Linked DNA regions of Homo sapiens: region 2 is linked to region 1. Evidence: read pairs that join two places in POLR2A ChIA-PET (ENCODE). Cell type or tissue: B cell. All regions are shown on one strand. Each heading gives the region's core, and the rest is flanking DNA. Links, peaks and the distances in the headings are about the cores only.

Region 1 (8,000 bases), core at 1-8,000:
AGAGTGAAAGTTTTTAAGGTTCTTGGTTTGGACTTTATTTATTTATTTATTTATTTATTTATTTATTTATTTGAGACAGAGTCTCACTCTGTTGCCCAGACTGATGTGCAGTGGCATAATCTCGGCTCACTGCAACCTCTACCTCCCAGGTTTAAGTGATTCTCCTGCCTCAGCCTCTGGAGTAGCTGGGATTACAGGCACCCGCCACCACGCCTGGCTAGTTTTTGTGTTTTTAGTAGAGATGGGGTTTTGCCATGTTGGCCAGGCTGGTCTCGAACCCCTAACCTCAGGTGATCTGCCTGTCTCGGGCTCCCAGAATGCTGGGATTACGGGTGTGAGCCACAGTGCCTGGCCCGGACTTCTTTTTTGAGATGTGTATTTCTGTGAGGTAGGAAAGCTCGGCTCCTTTGACTAACTGGAGATAATGGAGATCTCAGACCTAAAGAAGCTCTCCCTCCTTTGACCCCTTTGCTACATGTTACATATTTTTAGAGAAACTCCTTTGCTACATGTTACATTTTTTCAGAAAAACCCATTTGCTACATGTTACATTTTTTCAGAAAAACCCATTTGCTACATGTTACATGTTTTCAGAATAACTATATATCTGGCACTTGAGTGTAGTCTTCAGATGCTTACAGATGTGCACGCTGTTCTATAATCATTTCTTAATCCTTTTGCTCCCCTACTTCTAAAAGTATTATGCTGGATGTGGTGGAAGCTGTAAAACAGGAATTTCCCAGGGCTTGTAAGGCCAGGCAGGAGATCACAGTACCTTTTTTAAGGCTCAGAAGCAATGTAGAGAATACTGGTGGAATCTCAGTCTGGGTGCAGAGGTTCATCCTCTTTCTCCTCTGCTCCTAGAAGCGAGATGAGCGCAGTGTGAAGAGCACAGCTGTGCGGGTGGTAGACTTTGGCAGTGCCACCTTTGACCATGAGCACCATAGCACCATTGTCTCCACTCGCCATTACCGAGCACCAGAAGTCATCCTTGGTAAGGGAGGGCAAGGCTGTCCAAGTGTGTGAGATGATGTGAGGGTGGGGCCACCTAAGCCTCATAACACCTTTTCCCTCCCATTCTCACCCAGAGTTGGGCTGGTCACAGCCTTGTGATGTGTGGAGTATAGGCTGCATCATCTTTGAATACTATGTGGGATTCACCCTCTTCCAGGTAAGTGATGGGATGTCTTACTTGACTGCCTGGCATTCTTCTACCTGGTTCCTTTGTTTTCTGCTGAGGACCTGCCTACTCAGTTCTCCACATTGCCTGCCTTCCTGGCAGCTGATCCTTAGCATGCCCTTTTCAGTCCCATGCTCAGTTCTGTTTTTGTTTCCCAGACCCATGACAACAGAGAGCATCTAGCCATGATGGAAAGGATCTTGGGTCCTATCCCTTCCCGGATGATCCGAAAGACAAGGTGAACCTTGAGGGGGCACTAGTTAACTCTTTTCCTTTTCTCTCCACAGAATTGGTCTATTTCACATCATTTTCTTTTTTCTTTGATACCTCCTCTCCCCCCAGTTACTTTCAGATGGGGAAATAAGGGAATTGTAACAAGGGTGACCTTCTGATTCCTCAACCTCCCCTTCCCCTCTAGAAAGCAGAAATATTTTTACCGGGGTCGCCTGGATTGGGATGAGAACACATCAGCTGGGCGCTATGTTCGTGAGAACTGCAAACCGCTGCGGGTGAGCTGGGCTCGGGATAAATAGTGCCCACCGTCCAGAAGTCACTTCCTTCTTAGGGTGGTTTGCCCCCTGGAATGCTCTTCACAAGCAGAGGGTTAGGAAAGGAGGGGAGGAAAGCTGAAAGAAGACATCTTTGGTCAACAGAGGAAACATAAGAGGGAGTGGTTTTGTGGAGGGAAGGAGGTTAGACAGCCTAACCTTGAGACAACCAGAGATCAAAGCAATGTCCTGGATTCTTTAGGTCAGACAGAAAAGAATAAACTACCTTTGAAGAGCTTACATTTTAATGAGGAACTAAAGAAGATTCATGAAGTTGACAAGGATATACAAGTAGAAAGAACTTTCAAAGATTATGGAGTAATTGTGCTAGTGGGAAGGTAGGTTGAGCTATAATATCAGAAACGTTGGTCCTGGTGTGGTCGTGGTTAGGTAGCCTTCAAATTGGTTGCAAGCAGAGCCTTGGTTCTCCAAGAATGAAAGGTAGGGTCTTGAAGAAGGCAGGGTTTGTAAGGCATCCTGCCTCACCTTTTTCCTGCCCTCCTCCACCAGCGGTATCTGACCTCAGAGGCAGAGGAACACCACCAGCTCTTCGATCTGATTGAAAGCATGCTAGAGTATGAACCAGCTAAGCGGCTGACCTTGGGTGAAGCCCTTCAGCATCCTTTCTTCGCCCGCCTTCGGGCTGAGCCGCCCAACAAGTTGTGGGACTCCAGTCGGGATATCAGTCGGTGACGATCAGGCCCTGGGCCCCCCTGCATCTTTTATAGCAGTGGGTGTCCAGTCCAGGACACTGGTGCTTTTTTATACAAGAGAACGAGCCAGAGTTCACTCCTTCCTCCTGGCTCTCTATATACCTGTGAATATGTGAAATAGTGTAAATATGAAAGAACTTGTACCTATCACTTCAACCCCTGCCTTGTACATAATACTATTCCATCCACACAGTTTCCACCCTCACCTGCCCCCTCATACGGAGTTGGATGGGGGCCGAGTGAGGTAACCAGGTGGCATCTACCCCATGTTTTATAAGGAATTTTGTACAGTCTTTGTGAAATAAAATAACGTGCTTCATTTGACCCCCATCCCTGGAGTTGGAGGTTTGGGAATGCTGGGGTGGAGGGATGAAACTATTGGCAAACTTTCTGAGTTTGGGTATGAAGGGAGTCCTCCTTACCCTCCAAAATGAAGCACAGCCAGGCTACCAGTTTATTTCCCCTGTCCACCTTATCATATGGGAGGGTAGTGATGGGTGGGGCAGCATTTCTTTCAGATTAAAACAGAGAAGTGTTATGAGGTGGCACTTCTCGGATGTGGAATTATGAGAGTTGGGAAAGATCTGACTCCTAGAGTCATTAGGCCGCGGCCCAGTATAGAGCCAGAAACTCAGGTTGAAAACGTGCTCAACCTGGCTCCTAGGGGGGATTGCCACGACCGGTCAGAAGGCTCCCGTCGTCCATCTCGGGAGACTAGGAAGGCCGGATTCCTACGCGAGGCCTGCTGGGAAGTGTAGTTCGTTAGTGGAAGGAAGTCACATGGAAGAGGGGCGGTAGTTGGTTGTGGGCACTGGGTTAGAGGTATCACGTGGGGGCACTTTCGTCTTAGCTTTTGGACAAGACGCAGGCGCAACCCACGGCTGCTGCGGGGATCCTTGTGGCCCTTCCGGTCGGTGGAACCAATCCGTGCACAGAGAAGCGGGGCGAACTGAGGCGAGTGAAGTGGACTCTGAGGGCTACCGCTACCGCCACTGCTGCGGCAGGGGCGTGGAGGGCAGAGGGCCGCGGAGGCCGCAGTTGCAAACATGGCTCAGAGCAGAGACGGCGGAAACCCGTTCGCCGAGCCCAGCGAGCTTGACAACCCCTTTCAGGTGACTTGCGCCAGTCGGCCTCTTTTGGGCGGTCAGGTTGATTCTTCCCGGTTCTGTAGGGTCGGGCTAACTTGTATCCCCATTTGTGACATTTGATCCTGGGAAGAGCCGCCACGTGGGGTGACAGTGACTCCAGACCAGTGAGCACTCTGGGGGGCGGGCCCTGCCCCTTAATGGGCTGGTGCTGGCAGTGTTGGATGATGGATTTGAGGTAAATGTTGTCCCAGTCCTGGGACAACGGCGTGGCCCCGAAGGTGCAGTACTTGGAGCCACAGGCAGTTTGGGAATGGTCCCTGGGAATTCCCCTAGGTGGCACTGGGTGCCAGCTGAGACCCGGGTCTCTGCCCTCAGGACCCAGCTGTGATCCAGCACCGACCCAGCCGGCAGTATGCCACGCTTGACGTCTACAACCCTTTTGAGACCCGGGAGGTGAGCTACTGGAGAGCATAGGAGTTCAAGGAAGGGAAGGGTTTGCCAGTGAGACAAGTTAGCTTGGGTACAGGGGACTTTTCTGCATGCACAGGAAGGAAGAGGCACTGTGATCTTAGTTCCCTGAGAGAGGCTAGTCAGCCATGGGATGCCTCATCCTTCTAGGGCCACCAGGGCCACCAACCCAAATGGTTTGAGCTCTAAAAGTCAGTCCTGGGAAGATCTGGAGGCTGGCAAGGCCTTAACCAATGTTCTGTATGGGAAGGCTTTCTTGAAGAAAATAAAGGTTGGGGCTGGTTGGAGTTTAGGTTAGGTGTGCAGTTTGAAAGCAAGGAATGAGGAGGACTACACCTGTTTGTCCCACTGGATTAGAAGATGGTGAGTTGTAAGAATTTAAGGGGTTTTCATGGTACTTAAAACTTAAAAAAAAAAGCCAAGCATGGTGTGCATGCCTGTAATCCCACTTGGGAGGCTGAGGTGGGAGGATTGCTTGAGCCCAGGAATTTGATGGAGACCATCCTGGGCAACAGCGAGACCCCCATCTCTTGAAACGTTTTAAAAATTGGCTAGGTGTAGTGGCACATGCCTGTAGTCCTTGCTACTTGGGAGGCTGGGATGGAAAGACTGCTTGGGCCCAGGAGTTTGAGGCTTCGATGAGTGATGATTGCACCACTGCACTCCAGCCTGGGTGGCAGAGAGACAACCCCACACTCCATCCCCAGAAGAAAAGAAAAAAAAAAAACACAGTTAAGTGGGGAGATATGGTAAATGAGTGATTTGAGTCCTCACTAAGGAATTGGATATGAGGGATGATAAGGCTGCTACAGGTCATCATAGAGTTCTCTGACAGAAATTCAACAGAAGAACTAGCTTCCTAACAAATGGGGGAAAGGCTGCTTCCTTACATCATGAGTTCTGGGTCTAAAGGTATTCAAGCAGACTCTAGATTCCTGTGTTATGAGGGACTAGATGATCACTAAGGTCTTTTCCTCAACAGCCACCACCAGCCTATGAGCCTCCAGCCCCTGCCCCATTGCCTCCACCCTCAGCTCCCTCCTTGCAGCCCTCGAGAAAGCTCAGCCCCACAGAACCTAAGAACTATGGCTCATACAGCACTCAGGTACAGGAGGTGTGCAGGTGAGGGCTGGGGAGAAGGGCCAGTCCTGGGGCCCAGGGCTCACATCTCCGTCTGCTCACACTGGGCAGGCCTCAGCTGCAGCAGCCACAGCTGAGCTGCTGAAGAAACAGGAGGAGCTCAACCGGAAGGCAGAGGAGTTGGACCGAAGGGAGCGAGAGCTGCAGCATGCTGCCCTGGGGGGCACAGCTAGTAAGTAATAGAGTGGGGAAGAGCATCTGAGAGTTTGGGAGGAGCAAAAACAGGTCTTAAGGGCCTGGGCTCGGCTGGGTGCGGTGGCTCACACCTATAATCCCAGCACTTTGGGAGGCTGAGGTGGGCGGATCACGAGGTCAAGAGATCGAGACCATCCTAGCCAACATGGTGAAACCCTGTATCTACTAAAAATACACACACACAAAAATTAGCTGGGCATGGTGGCGCGCACCTGTAGTCCCAGCTACTCGGGAGGCTGAGGCAGGAGAATCGCTTGAACCCGGGAGGTGGAGGTTGCAGTGAGCCGAGATAGCGCCACTGCACTCCAGCCTGGTGACAGAGTGAGACTCCATCTCAAAAAAAAAAAAAAACACAAACCTGGGCTCTGGAGTCAGACTGCTGAGTTTGAATTTTAGAGATACTGCTTACTAACCATGAGCTTTTAGGGAAGTTACTTAATCTTGAATGCCTCAGTTTCCCTATTTATAAAATGAAAACCACGTTTGCATCCGTTTGACAGGGTTGTTGTGAAGGTTAAACAAAATATATGTGAAGTACTTGGTACAGTGCTTAGATGTTTTAAATAATAATAAACAGTATTAATTTTTCCACTCTCACTTGTCTCCTTGGACCCCAAATTGGAGATAAAAGAGAGGATCCAGGGCTGGGTATGGTGCCTCACGCCTGTAATTCCAACACTTTGGGAGGCCGAGGCAGGCAGGTTGCTTGAGCTCAGGAGTTAGAGACCAACCTGGACAACATAGTGAGATCCTGCCTCCAAAACATTAATGAAAAAAATTAGCAGGGCATGATGGTACCTGTCTGTAGTCCTAGCTCCTCAAGAAGCTGAGGTGGACGGCCAGGCGCCGGGGCTCATGCCTGTAATCCCAGCACTCTGGGAGGCCAAGGCGGGTGGATCACCTGAGGTCAGGAGTTCAGGACCAGCCAACATGGTGAAACCCTGTCTCTACTAAAAATACAAAAATTAGCTGGGCGTGGTGGCATGTGCCCATAATCCCAGCTACTCAGGAGACTGAGGCAGGAGAATTACTTGAACCCGGGAGGCGGAGATTGCACTGAGCCAAGATCACACCACTGCACTCCAACCTGGGCAACAAGAGCGAAACTCTATCTCAGGAGAAAAAAAAAAAAAAAAAAAAGCTGAGGTGGGAGGGTTGCTTGAGCCCAGGAGGTTGAGGCTACAGTGAACCATGATCATACCACTACCTTCCAGCCTGAACAACAGAGACCCTATCTCAAAAAAAAAAAAAAAAAAAAAAGAGAGGATCCAGGGATGGAGAGAAGGGGGAGTGATTCCTTTGTTGGTCTCTGTTTTACTTCTGGGGTCCACCTGTTTTTTTGTGCCTTACAGCTCGACAGAACAATTGGCCCCCTCTACCTTCTTTTTGTCCAGTTCAGCCCTGCTTTTTCCAGGACATCTCCATGGAGATCCCCCAAGAATTTCAGAAGACTGTATCCACCATGTACTACCTCTGGATGTGTGAGTAGTGAGAAGCCTTTTGGAGGAAGTTACAGGTAGATCTCTTAACTGCCCTGGGGTCCGCTCACCAAGAACCAAACACTTCACCTCTATTTAGAACTCACCAGCCTGCTAGCAAATGTTCTTGCCCTCTCCCCACTTTTTATTGTCCATATGCAGGAATATATTTTGAATTCTTTAGATGTCTTTGGGCTGGGTGCAGTGGTATACGCCTGTAATCCCAGCACTTTGGGAAGCTGAGGTGGGTGGATAACCTGAGGTCAGAAGTTTGAGACTAGCCTGATCAACATGGAGAAACCCCATCTCTACTAAAAATACAAAATTACCTGGGCGTGGTGGCACATGCCTGTAATCCTAGCTACTCAGGAGGCTGAAGCAGGAGAATCACTTGAACCCGGGAAGTGGAGGTTGCAATGAGCCAAGATCATGCCATTGCACTCCAGCCTGGGCAACAAGAGCAAAACTCCATCTCAAAAAAAAAAAAAAAAAAAAAAAAAAAAAAAAAAAGGCCGGGCACGGTGGCTCACACCTGTAATCCCAGCACTTTGGGAGGCCCAGGTGGGCAGAACATGAGGTTAGGAGATCAAGACCATCCTGGCTAACACGGTGAAACCCCGTCTCTACTACAAATACAAAAAATTAGCCGGGCGTGGTGGCGGGTGCCTGTAGTCCCAGCTACTTAGGAGGCTGAGGTAGGAGAATGGGCGTGAACCCAGGAGGCAGAGCTTGCAGTGAGCCGAGATCCTGCCACTGCACTCCAGCCTGGGCGACAGAGCGAGATTCCATCTCAAAAAAAAAAAAAGAAAAAAAAAAATTAGCTGGGCGTGGTGGCGGGCGCCTGTAGTCCCAGCTACTCTGGAGGCTGAGGCAGGAGAATGGCGTGAACCGGGGAGGCGGAGCTTGCAGTAAGCTGAGATTGCGCCACTGCACTCCAGCCTGCGCGACAGAGCCAGACTCCGTCTCAAAAAAAAAAATGTCTTTGCAAGGGGATCACACATTATTGACATTTGCTTTCTCCATCTCCCCTGTTGAGGATTCCATGAAGGCAGCAGCTGCCTTCATTTCCTTACTCTGCCATGTTTGGTGAATATTATAGGATGAGCATAGATGGGAAGGAGCCTTCATTGCAGTCCAGAAGGGCTCCTCATCCTGTCCCTCTGCCCCTTAGGCAGCACGCTGGCTCTTCT
Region 2 (11,339 bases), core at 1-8,000, 78 kb after region 1:
TAAGGTTGGGGGAAGAGTGCTGAGCCAGAGCTGGGACCCGTGGCTGAAGTGCCCATTTCCCTGTGACCAGGCCAGGATCTGTGGTGGTACAATTGACTCTGGCCTTCCGAGAAGGTACCATCAATGTCCACGACGTGGAGACACAGTTCAATCAGTATAAAACGGAAGCAGCCTCTCGATATAACCTGACGATCTCAGACGTCAGCGGTGAGGCTACTTCCCTGGCTGCAGCCCAGCACCATGCCGGGGCCCCTCTCCTTCCAGTGTCTGGGTCCCCGCTCTTTCCTTAGTGCTGGCAGCGGGAGGGGCGCCTCCTCTGGGAGACTGCCCTGACCACTGCTTTTCCTTTTAGTGAGTGATGTGCCATTTCCTTTCTCTGCCCAGTCTGGGGCTGGGGTGCCAGGCTGGGGCATCGCGCTGCTGGTGCTGGTCTGTGTTCTGGTTGCGCTGGCCATTGTCTATCTCATTGCCTTGGTGAGTGCAGTCCCTGGCCCTGATCAGAGCCCCCCGGTAGAAGGCACTCCATGGCCTGCCATAACCTCCTATCTCCCCAGGCTGTCTGTCAGTGCCGCCGAAAGAACTACGGGCAGCTGGACATCTTTCCAGCCCGGGATACCTACCATCCTATGAGCGAGTACCCCACCTACCACACCCATGGGCGCTATGTGCCCCCTAGCAGTACCGATCGTAGCCCCTATGAGAAGGTGAGATTGGGCCCCACAGGCCAGGGGAAGCAGAGGGTTTGGCTGGGCAAGGATTCTGAAGGGGGTACTTGGAAAACCCAAAGAGCTTGGAAGAGGTGAGAAGTGGCGTGAAGTGAGCAGGGGAGGGCCTGGCAAGGATGAGGGGCAGAGGTCAGAGGAGTTTTGGGGGACAGGCCTGGGAGGAGACTATGGAAGAAAGGGGCCCTCAAGAGGGAGTGGCCCCACTGCCAGAATTCCTAAAAGATCATTGGCCGTCCACATTCATGCTGGCTGGCGCTGGCTGAACTGGTGCCACCGTGGCAGTTTTGTTTTGTTTTGCTTTTTTGCACCCAGAGGCAAAATGGGTGGAGCACTATGCCCAGGGGAGCCCTTCCCGAGGAGTCCCAGGGGTGAGCCTCTGTGCCCCTAATCATCTCCTAGGAATGGAGGGTAGACCGAGAAAGGCTGGCATAGGGGGAGGTTTCCCAGGTAGAAGAAGAAGTGTCAGCAGACCAGGTGAGCGTGGGTGCCAGTGGGGTTCTTGGGAGCTTCAAGGAAGCAAGGAACGCTCCCTCCTTCCTCTCCTGGTCTTTCTCTATGGGACCTAGTAAATAATTACTGCAGCCACCTGAGGCTGGAAAACCACTCCAGGTGGGGGAGGAGAGAGTTTAGTTTTCTTGCTCCTATTTTCCTCCTCCTGGAGACCTCCCTCTCTCGGCTTTACAAAGACACAGATACACCCCGCCCCCCAAAACACACACACACACACACACACACCTCCTTAGGCTGGAACAGCAGAGAATGGAGGGACAAGGGGGCTGATTAGAGCCAAGAAGAGGGAGTGAAGGAGAGCAGAGGGAGGAGGGCAGCCCTGTTTACAGTCACCTGGCTGGTGGGGTGGCAGGTGCTCTCTCTGAATTAACCCTTTGAGAGCTGGCCAGGACTCTGGACTGATTACCCCAGCCTGGGGTGGCATCCAGGGGCTCTAGGAGGTACCTTTTGCTCCTCACCCTGGATCTCTTTTCCTTCCACCCAGGTTTCTGCAGGTAATGGTGGCAGCAGCCTCTCTTACACAAACCCAGCAGTGGCAGCCACTTCTGCCAACTTGTAGGGGCACGTCGCCCGCTGAGCTGAGTGGCCAGCCAGTGCCATTCCACTCCACTCAGGTTCTTCAGGGCCAGAGCCCCTGCACCCTGTTTGGGCTGGTGAGCTGGGAGTTCAGGTGGGCTGCTCACAGCCTCCTTCAGAGGCCCCACCAATTTCTCGGACACTTCTCAGTGTGTGGAAGCTCATGTGGGCCCCTGAGGGCTCATGCCTGGGAAGTGTTGTGGTGGGGGCTCCCAGGAGGACTGGCCCAGAGAGCCCTGAGATAGCGGGGATCCTGAACTGGACTGAATAAAACGTGGTCTCCCACTGCGCCAACTTCTGATCTTTCATCTGTGACCCGTGGGCAGCAGGGCGGTCAGAATGTGTGTGAGGGGGCTGGGGGAGGAGACAGGGAGGCCAGGAGGCAGTAAGGAGCGAGTTTGTTTGAGAAGCAGGAGATGTGAGGAGGAGGTGACATTGGGGAGTAGGGGTGGCCTGAGGAGCCACCTCTGGCTAACCCTGGCAGCACAAGAGGAAGGAGGAAACGAAACCCAGGCGGGCTTTGGAGGGCTAGCGTGACTGGGCTCCGTGACTGAGCTCTGTGTGCCAGTGGCTCTCCCCTCTCCTCGCCTGGCCCACGCCCTCCTTGCCCCCTGGCATGGTGCCCCCCAGGTGGCTCTATTCTTAGCTGTCCGGGTGTGAAGTAAATCCTTGGGCAGTGATAACAGCCCAGAGTCAACAGGGTTGAGATAAGCAGAGGCTGGGTCAGATCCGGGCGCTGGCACCAGGCCCAGCCCCCTCCCTGACCCCGGCTGCCCCACCAGCCTGCTGCCCCTGGGGTGGGCTCCACAACACCCTGGGAATGGGGAAGTGGTTCTGGTTCCCTGACCCCTTTGGGCCCAGGCACGTTGCCTGTCCCTCGACCGCATTCCCCCAGGGCCTGTGCTGCAGGCCTGGAAGCCCTGATTGGGGCCTGCCACCAGCAGCCAGAGAGCTATGTTCCCTGGCAGCTGTGATGCGCTCAGGCCGGGCCAGGACACGTGTGGCAGGAGGCTTAGAGCACCTGGCCTGGGGCCTTCCTCTCTCAGGCACCAGATCCATTGGTTGCTCCTGCCTAGAACCACAGCCTAGCACCCTGCTCCCTCCCGCCTACCACACCCAGCACAGAAACTCACAGGAATGATTGCGCTCAGGGAAGGCAGAGATGTGCCTGGCATCACAGTTTATTGTTTATAAACCATGACAATAACAGCTGTTGCTCAGCACAGGCCTAGCAGAGCCCACTGCAGGGGGACGGCAGCGGGCACCAGAGGCCTTGCCTGGCCCAACCCAATGGGAACACCCAGACTCAGCTGGGTCCCCAAGGGAGACTTGGCACATTGGCATGGGTGTGGGACAGGTAAAGCATGCAAGAGGGAGAAGAGGGACATAAGGGGCATGCGGCTGCGGGGTGTTGGGACCCAAATAAATAAAGCAGGATGACAGGGTCCCCTTCCCCTCACCAGGAATGCCTGGACAGCGTCCAGCCCCAAAGCCTGCCTGTCCCAAGGCTGTAGTTCAGCATCAACAGGGCAGGGAGCTTGGCAGGGCAAGGGCAGAGCTGGAGATCATGCCCAGTGTTCCAGGTGCCCTCCCTCCCAATCAGCCTGGGGGGCACAGGACAGGGATGGAGAAGGGGCTCTCTCCATGGCTTGGGTAACATGCCAAAGGCAGGTCATAGGGCAGACTCAGTGGGGGTGGGGGCCTGGCTAACAAGCAATGGAGAGAACGGGGGCCATCCAGAGAGGTGGGCAGAAGAGAGCCCCTGGGTCAAGAGAAAACTGTGGGAAGACAGACACGGGAGAAGGAGCAGGGCCACATGGTAGGAGAGTTTGGGGGAGAAGCTGCCAGGGGGTAACAACCGGGTGCCAAGAGGTTTGGGGGCCAGGGCCCAGGAGGACCCCAGGTCTGCATGAGGGGCCTGGAAGGCTCAGTCCAGCTTGGCGAAGCCCCCAATGGTGACTTTCCTCTCAGGCTTAGTGCCCACTGGCTCCTGGAGCTGTACTGCGCCACCCCCGATGAAGCAAAAGGCAGGGCACACAGGCCCTGAGCAGTCCAGGGGGCACTCCAAGAGCCCACGGAAGGAAACAGCATCCAGGAAGGAAACCCGGCCCCGCTCATAGTCCAGGCAGATGCCCAGGCGGGGTGGCAGGGGCACTGTGCAGCCGGCTGTGGGGCCATCCCTCCCTGTCAGCCCTGCGTTTGAGCTTGCCCCCGACCCCAGCAGGATCTTGCCCATGCCAATGGTTAGGAAAGCGAAGGGTGGCGACGCCTCCACTGTGGCATCCTCGGCACCGCTGTCGTGCCCGCTGTCCGGGTCGTACCTGCAGAAGCGGGTGTTGGGGACGAGATTGTTGAGGGATGGAGTGACGGATGAGGTACCAGAGGGAGACGCTGGAAGGATGGAATGTTAAGGAGCAAGAGGTTGAAGGGATGGATTTTGGGTGTTGAGAAGAAAACGCTGAAGAGGCAGGGGTTAGAGTATAGGGTCAGGGGTTTGGGTTTGGTGGAAAGAGAGCACTGAGAGGAAAGCACATTGGCAAGAGAGGGGCAGGCGGACAGGAAAGACATGGCATTGGTATAGCCCGCGGAAAGGCATTGAGAAAAATGGTCTTGGGGAAATCATGCTGGGGAGATGGTTCTGAGGATTAGAGGACATTGGAAGAATCCGAGATTAGTGACTAAGAAGAGAAAGGATGTTGGGAAGGTGGGTGTCGGGAGAGAGATGAGGGTGGATTGGTGTCACAAATGAAGGGTGTTAGAGGTATGCGGGGTTGGGGACAATGGGGTTTAGGAGGGGTTTGTGTTGGGGAGAAAGCATTTTGAAGAAATAAGGTGTTGGGGGATAGAGTGCTGGGGAGAAGGCTTAGGATGCAAAGCATTAGTGGGAGGGTGTTAAATAGGGAGTTGGGGCCAGGCACAGTGGCTCACGCCTGTAATCCCAGCACTTTGGGAGGCCAAGGTGGGCGGATCACGAGGTCAGGAGATTGAGACCATCCTGGCTAACACGGTGAAAGCCCGTCTCTACTAAAAATACAAAAAATTAGCTGGGCATGGTGGCGGGTGCCTGTAGTCCCAGCTACTCGGGAGGCTGAGGCAGGAGAATGGTGTGAACCCGGGAGGTGGAGCTTGCAGTGAGCGGAGATCGCGCCGCTAGACTCCAGCCTGAGCGACAGAGCGAGACTCCATTTCAAAAAAAAAAAAAAACAGGGAGTTGGGGAGAGGAGGGTTATGGAGGTGGGATGTTTAAGGGAAGAATTTTTTTTTTTTTTTTTTTGAGAAGGAGTTTTGCTTTTGTCGCCCAGGCTGCAGTGCAATGACACAATCTTGGCTCACCGCAACCTCCACCTCCCGGGTTCAAGTGATTCTCCTGCCTCAGCCTCACGAGTAGCCGGGGTTACAGGCATGCGCTACCACGCCCAGCTATTTTTTTTGTATTTTTAGTAGAGATGGGGTCACTCCATGTTGGTCAAGCTGGTCTCGAACTCTCGACCTCCAGTGATTTGCCTGCCTCAGCCTCCCAAAGTGCTGGGATTACAGGCGTGAGCCACCGCATCCGGCTAAGGGAAGAATTTTAAGATACGGGTGAAGGAGGTCTTGGAGAGCAAAGGTTTTATGGAGAAGGTATGTTGGAAATGGAGTGTTAGGAAGAAAGGACACAGATGCTTGGAGAGATGGTGTGTTGATCCAGAGTGACAGATGGTTGGAAGGAAGCAGAGATGGCTCCCTCTTCTATCATCCCTTTCCCTGACCACACGACATGCTCTGAAAATCAGTCCTCAAAAGCCCTTTTGCTGAGCCCATGCGTCTCCTGGACACAGGCCTCCCAGCCTGGCTTCCAGGCTCCTACTACTTCCTCCTAATCCCCTCCCAGCCCCACCCTAGCAAGTCTGTGCTCCACTTGCCACCCCTTCTGTGCCCCTCACTCCCACCAGGACCCCCACACCCCATCCCTTCCAGAGGGGTCTGACCTGGGGCTGATCACATCGGGGGCACCCTGGAAACTTTCTTGAAGCTTGCTCTCCAGCCCGACGCCCACCTTGACCAAGTAGGAGGCTGGGTCTACGGCGCAGGCCCAGTAGCTGCGGCCCTGGGTCACAGCCACGTCGCCCAGGACCACATCCACACTCAGGTGGCAGCCGGTCAGCAGCCGGTCAGCAGCCAGCAGCAGGGGCAGCCCTGGAACACTCCGTACTGCTCGCTGGTCCTTGCTGATAGCCAGCCGCTCTCGGCTTGCGCCCCAGCGGCTATCGAGGAAGAAGTGCAGGACTGGAAGGAGGGAGAGGGTTGAGATGGAGCAAGAACTTCAGGGACAAACACTGGCACTGGGGGCTGTGAGACTGCAGAACAGGGAACGCGTTGCAAGGGGGTTCAGTCACCAGGAACAGGCAGGGGGTTCAGGAGAACAGGACATGGGAAACTGGAATGGGGGGCATGAGGAAAAAAGAAGGGGGCATTCCAAATGGGCGTGGGACCCCAGAGAGTTTTTGTGATGGCAGTGGGCACAGAAGTCAGTGCTCCGGACCTGGCTGACTCATGGGGCTCCCTCGAACCCCTTACTTGTGGCCAGCCCCATGGACAGTTCCCACTATTCTGTTCCACCTGGTGACATTCCCATCACCATCAATCTGTGCCTTCCAGCCCATACTCTGGGTTCACACCTGGCCCTTATACCCAGCCCCTATTTGGGTGGCAAGGCTTCCCTCTTATGCCCACCCCCTGGAGTCCGAACTATTTTCTAGTCACTTTAGTAACATTCTTGAGCCCTAACCATGAGCCGGACACTGTACTCAGACTCCCATTGATCGTCTCAAACCAGTTGAATTCTTGCAACTCTATGAGGTAAGCATTATCATTTTTTAAAAATATATATATGTTTTTGAGACGGAGTCTCACACTGTTCCCCAGGCTGGAGTGCAGTGGCGCAATCTTGGCTCACTGCAACCCCTGCCTCCCAGGTTCAAGCCATTCTCCTGCCTCAGCCTTCCAAGTAGCTGGGATTACAGGCGCCTGCAACCACACCCAGCTAATTATTTTCATTTTCATTTTTAGTAGAGACGGGGTTTCACTATGTTGGCCAGGCTGGTCTTGAACGCCTGACCTCGTGATCCATCCACCTCGGCCTCCCAAAGTGCTGGGATTACAGGCGTGAGCCACTGTGCCCAGCCAAAAATAATTTATTTTTTACGTATTTTATTTACTTATTTATTGAGACAGAGTTTCACTCTTGTTGCTCAGGCTGAAGTGCAATGGCGCGATCTCGGCTCACCGCAACCTCCGCCTCCTGGGTTCAAGCAATTCTCCTGCCTCAGCCTCCCAAGTAGCTGGGATTACAGGCATGCGCCACCACACCCAGCTAATGTTGTATTTTTAGTAGAGATGGGGTTTCTCCATGTTGGTCAGGCTGGTCTCAAACTCCCAACCTCAGGGGATCCACCCACCTTGGCCTCCCAAAGTGCTGGGATTACAGGTGTGAGCCACCTTGCCTGGCCTTTATTTATTTATTTATTTATTTATTTTTCCGAGACGTCGGAGTCTTGCTCTGTTGTCCAGGCTGGAGTCCAGTGGCGCGATCTCAGCTCACTGCAACCTCCGCCTCCCAGGTTCAAGCGATTCTCCTACCTCAGCCTCCCGAGTAGCTGGAATTGTAGGCACGCACCACCACGCCTGGCTAAGTTTTGTATTCCTAGTAGAGACGGGGTTTCACCATGTTGGCCAGGCTGGTCTCAAACTCTTGACCTTGTGATCCGCCCGCCTCGGCCTCCCAAAGTGCTGGGATTACAGGCATGAGCTACCTCGCCTGGCCTATTTATTTTTTTAGAGATCGGGTCTCGCTGTGTTGGCCAGGTTGGTCTTGAACTCCTGGCCTCAAGCAATCCTCCCTCCTTGGCCTCCCAAAGTGCTAGGATTACAGGCATGAGCCGCTGCACCTGGCCAGTATTATCGTTATCCCTACAGAAAAGGACTCTGAAGTTCAGAGAGGGTAAAAACTTGCCAGAAGCCACCCACACAGTTGGCAAGAGGCAGAGCTGGGATTTGAACCCAAGCAGTCTAGCTCCAGAGCTAGTGTGTGTGAGACCTACTATGTTATATGGCCTCTCTAGCGGCCACCGGAACCAACCGTCAGGGCCTAGGCCCTGGCATACCCCATGCCCTTTGCACGACCACCTGTGCCTGCCCACTCACCAGGTGCCGGGGGCGTGTGCAGGTGCACATCTTCACTGTATTCGCCGTAGCCGGCCTTGTTGCAGCCGCGGACACGCAGCACATACACAGAGCCCGTGTCGGGGTTCTCAAGCAGGGCACTGGTGCCCCTCACCTCCTCCCGCCGCTGCCAGCGGGTGGGGCCTGGCTGAGCAGGCACATCCGTGCGCCGGAACTCAACGGTATAGTGCCAGGCAGGTGGTGAATGGGGGGGCAGCCGCCAGCACAGGAAGATCTGATCATAGGCAAAGGTGCGCTGGGTGTCAATGACGGGGGCCTCAGGCACTGTTGGAAGAGACAGCGGGTGTCAGTCAGGGCCTGGCCACTGGCCTGGCATGGAGGGCAGGGGCAGGCAGGAAAAGGGAAAGCAGCGGGAGCCGGGGGGGTGAGTGTGGGTGAGAGGGAGCTGGGGAAGGGCTCATCTGGGAACTGGGCACAGGAGGGGTAGGGCAGGGCCCAAGAGAGAACGAGGCAGGAAAGCGCTGGGCTGGGGGTCAGGACACCTGTGTGCTAGTTCTGGGCTGCTGCTACCTCACTCTGGCCTGGAATAAGTCACTTCCCCTTTCTGGGCCTCAGTTTCCTCCCCTGTCAAATGAGGGTATCAGATCAGGTAAGTTCTGGGGGCCCTTGCAGCTCAGTTATTCTATGAATTAAGAGGAGCCCCAGGGAGGGGCAGGCAAAGGCCACTGGAGCCCACAGGCAAGAGGGCGCTGAGCAGGAAGGAAGGGGACCAGGCTCAGAAGAGAGATTTAGGAGGCAGCGAGGTGGAAAGTGGGGACAACAGAGGGACAGCAAAAGCTGAGGGCAGGGGTTGGAGGTCAAGGGAAAGGAAGTGCAAGGCCAGAGGGCAAGGGTCACAAGGACAAAAGGTCAGAAGGGCCAGGATTACGCAAGCGCCTGAAGAAGGCAGAAGGGAGACAGGGCATTGGTCCAGTGGGAGGACCACGAGGTCGGGGCAAGGCAGGAAAGAGAAGGAAGCAATGAGTGGTTGGCTGAGATGCGTGGGAGCAGCGGGGTGGGAAGGGGGCCCGGCGGCGGGCAGGGCCCCCGGGGCAGGGCCGCTGACTTGCCTGGGGTGCTCCGGAGCAGAGTCCGCGGTGGCCACAGCCTACAAACAAAGAGAGGGAGAAGCAGCGCTGAGCGCGGTAGGACGGTGTGGCAGGGTGGGCTGGGTGGGAGGAATGGCTGGCCAGGCCGGGCAGGAGGCCGGGGAGGTCCCCGGTAGGCACTGCCCCCCGGGCCCGCTGCTGGGGAGGAAGGGAAGAAGGCTCTGGTTGGGCATGGGGCCTGGCCATCTCCTTACCTCGCAGGAAGTTAAGCTCTGTCAGCAGCTTCATCTCACGTCCCACGTCGAGCTGGCAATGGCGGAAGGAGGAGCTGGCAGCTGGCCGGAATGTCTGGAGGGCTTCAGTGGCTCGGGCAATCCTGGGATGGGGGCAAGAAAGGGTCAGGCACTGCCATGTGGGCAGTCTCCCTTCCCCTCAATTCTGTCTTGCTTGCCCCTAGAGCCTTGGGAACTGCTTTGGGAGCTGGTATCAGTTTGGCCTCATGAGAATCCTTAGAATGCCAGTTCTCCACCTGGCAGTACTGTAGACATTGTCCTAGATGTTGGTCACATCCATGATGTCCCTGCCCCCCTAGGAGCCCATGCCCCTGAGTACCTGTTGTGCAGCTGCTTGGCGGCTTGCACAAAGCAAGGCTGGTCTGTTTCCTTAAGTACTTCCTGGGCATAGCCCACCAGACCTGAGCCATCCAGCAGGCTCCGGTGCTCCTGGATCTGGGCGCTGAGACGGGCCAGCCGCTCCTGCTGGCATTCTTCAATGGCCTGAAGCAGTGATGCCCGCTTCTCCTCCAGCACAGCCCCCAGCCCCCGCACCAGCTGCGACACCTCCTCCTTGGCCTGCTGACCACTCACCTGCCCAGGGAGCAACACCCAAAGGATGCGTGACTTACTATCTTCTTTTTGGAGGCAGCACTTGTGCTGGCCTCCTTGGATGCCACAGCATGGCTAAGGTCACAAGGGATCTGGGGAAATCCTACTCACCCATTCCTACAGGGCCTGGGCTCATGGCTGCAAAGGCACCTCTAGATGGACTCAACTCCTGGTCATTTGTGCCAACCTTCCCGGAACCCCACATCATAATCTCTGCCCCTTAGTGACTCATCCAAATGAACGAGGCCATGGCTACCCTAATGTCCACTTGGACTGCACTAATTAATGTCCACTGGCATCTATGCCATCCTTAGTTGTCCATCCCCATGTCAGCCAGCTCAAGCAACCTGGCAGAAGGTATCAGTCATCACCTCACTCTAGCACTGGGAATGCGTGACATCCTCGGTAGGCACCTGAGCCTGAGAGCATCTGAGCTACGCGTGGGGTTTTTTGAGCTATGCATGGGGTTTTTCGAGCACTCTCCTGAGCTATAGCCACCCTGCCCCCTCCTGCAGCCCAGGTACAGCCTGGCCTGGGGCACTGGTGTTCCTGCAAACCTGGTTTAACCAGAACCTGGACACCTCACGGGCTTCCTGAGCTAGCAACAAGGTGATTGGGTCATGATCACCCACACCCCCTTCCTGCCCCTACTCCCAGGCAGGGCCCAGGGCCTACCTCTGTGCCCTCCCTCACCTCGGTGTGCCTCACGGCCTCCTCCAGCTCACAGATCTGGGTCTGTACCGTGTCCTGGTTTCCCAGGATGTATGTCAGGCTCTTTGTCAGCTTGTCCTGAGGGGGAAGAAAGAGGTGGGCATCAAGCCCAGCTCTGCAGAAGCCAGCAGTTGGGAGGAGGTGCAAGAGGGTAAGAGTGTGAGTTAGCACTAGGGTTGGATAAGGGGGGTCCTTACCTTGAGGGCCTGGTAGGCACTGAGCACTGGTGTGATCTTGTGCCCGCTGTGGGTGCGCCGCACCCGGCAGAGTTGACATACCAGGCGTTGGCATGTCTTGCAGTAGTGGGTCACCTCTTCCTTGTGGTCTGGGCACATAAGGCCCTAGGGACACAAAGAACAATGTGATGGTCAGACAATGGTGTGGGTAAGGGTGCTATGCTACCACTACAGCAGTTTGGTGCCCTCCTCCACTGGCAAGATGGGAGTGGAGACATCCGCTGGTGGTGCTCCACAGTGCCACCTGGTGGTACATACTGGCATCAAAGAGCCTTTCCTGCAGTCTCCGGGCGGTGCCCATTTCACCAGCATTGCACCTCCCTTCATCTCTCTCATTGGGATATATGGTAATAACAGTAATAATGATGCCAATTAATCTTTGCCTGGTAGTTAATAATTAACCTTGTCCATCTTGTTTACTGCTGTATCTCCAACACCTAGAATAGC

What was found. ChIA-PET counts read pairs that join two places held together with the same protein. Peaks named below come from ENCODE experiments on the same cell type or tissue, not always from the same donor. Only the 100,000 strongest peaks of a DNase experiment are listed, where the experiment ranks them.
Region 2: POLR2A ChIA-PET joins it to region 1 with 10 read pairs; 18 of 35 experiments call an interaction of 5 or more read pairs at or near these places.

The regions. Positions count from the first base shown.
Region 1 is chr1:155,257,639-155,265,638 of GRCh38, reverse strand. SCAMP3 (secretory carrier membrane protein 3) reads left to right here and starts at 3,279. Exons shown (of 9, transcript NM_005698.4): 1 at 3,279-3,553; 2 at 3,905-3,982; 3 at 4,980-5,102; 4 at 5,189-5,309; 5 at 6,685-6,813; 6 at 7,982-8,000. The coding sequence starts at 3,488. It overlaps CLK2 (CDC like kinase 2), which reads left to right. Exons shown (of 13, transcript NM_001294338.2): 9 at 865-994; 10 at 1,089-1,171; 11 at 1,339-1,418; 12 at 1,599-1,689; 13 at 2,239-2,771. The coding sequence ends at 2,421. In B cell, for the core only: no CTCF peak of the experiment used is centred there; a DNase peak (open chromatin) is centred at 3,238; H3K4me3 peaks cover 1,725 bases; H3K27ac peaks cover 2,220 bases.
Region 2 is chr1:155,176,590-155,187,928 of GRCh38, reverse strand. It overlaps TRIM46 (tripartite motif containing 46), which reads right to left. Exons shown (of 10, transcript NM_025058.5): 4 at 10,854-10,997; 5 at 10,639-10,734; 6 at 9,674-9,927; 7 at 9,316-9,437; 8 at 7,995-8,297; 9 at 5,780-6,077; 10 at 2,959-4,132. The coding sequence ends at 3,739. It overlaps MUC1 (mucin 1, cell surface associated), which reads left to right. Exons shown (of 12, transcript NM_001371720.2): 9 at 71-207; 10 at 353-474; 11 at 555-704; 12 at 1,720-2,105. The coding sequence ends at 1,794. Among named protein-coding and RNA genes, the nearest start is that of TRIM46, 8.4 kb to the right of the region's middle. RefSeq lists an enhancer at 2,629-3,136. In B cell, for the core only: a CTCF peak has its summit at 2,131; a DNase peak (open chromatin) is centred at 2,318; H3K27ac peaks cover 897 bases.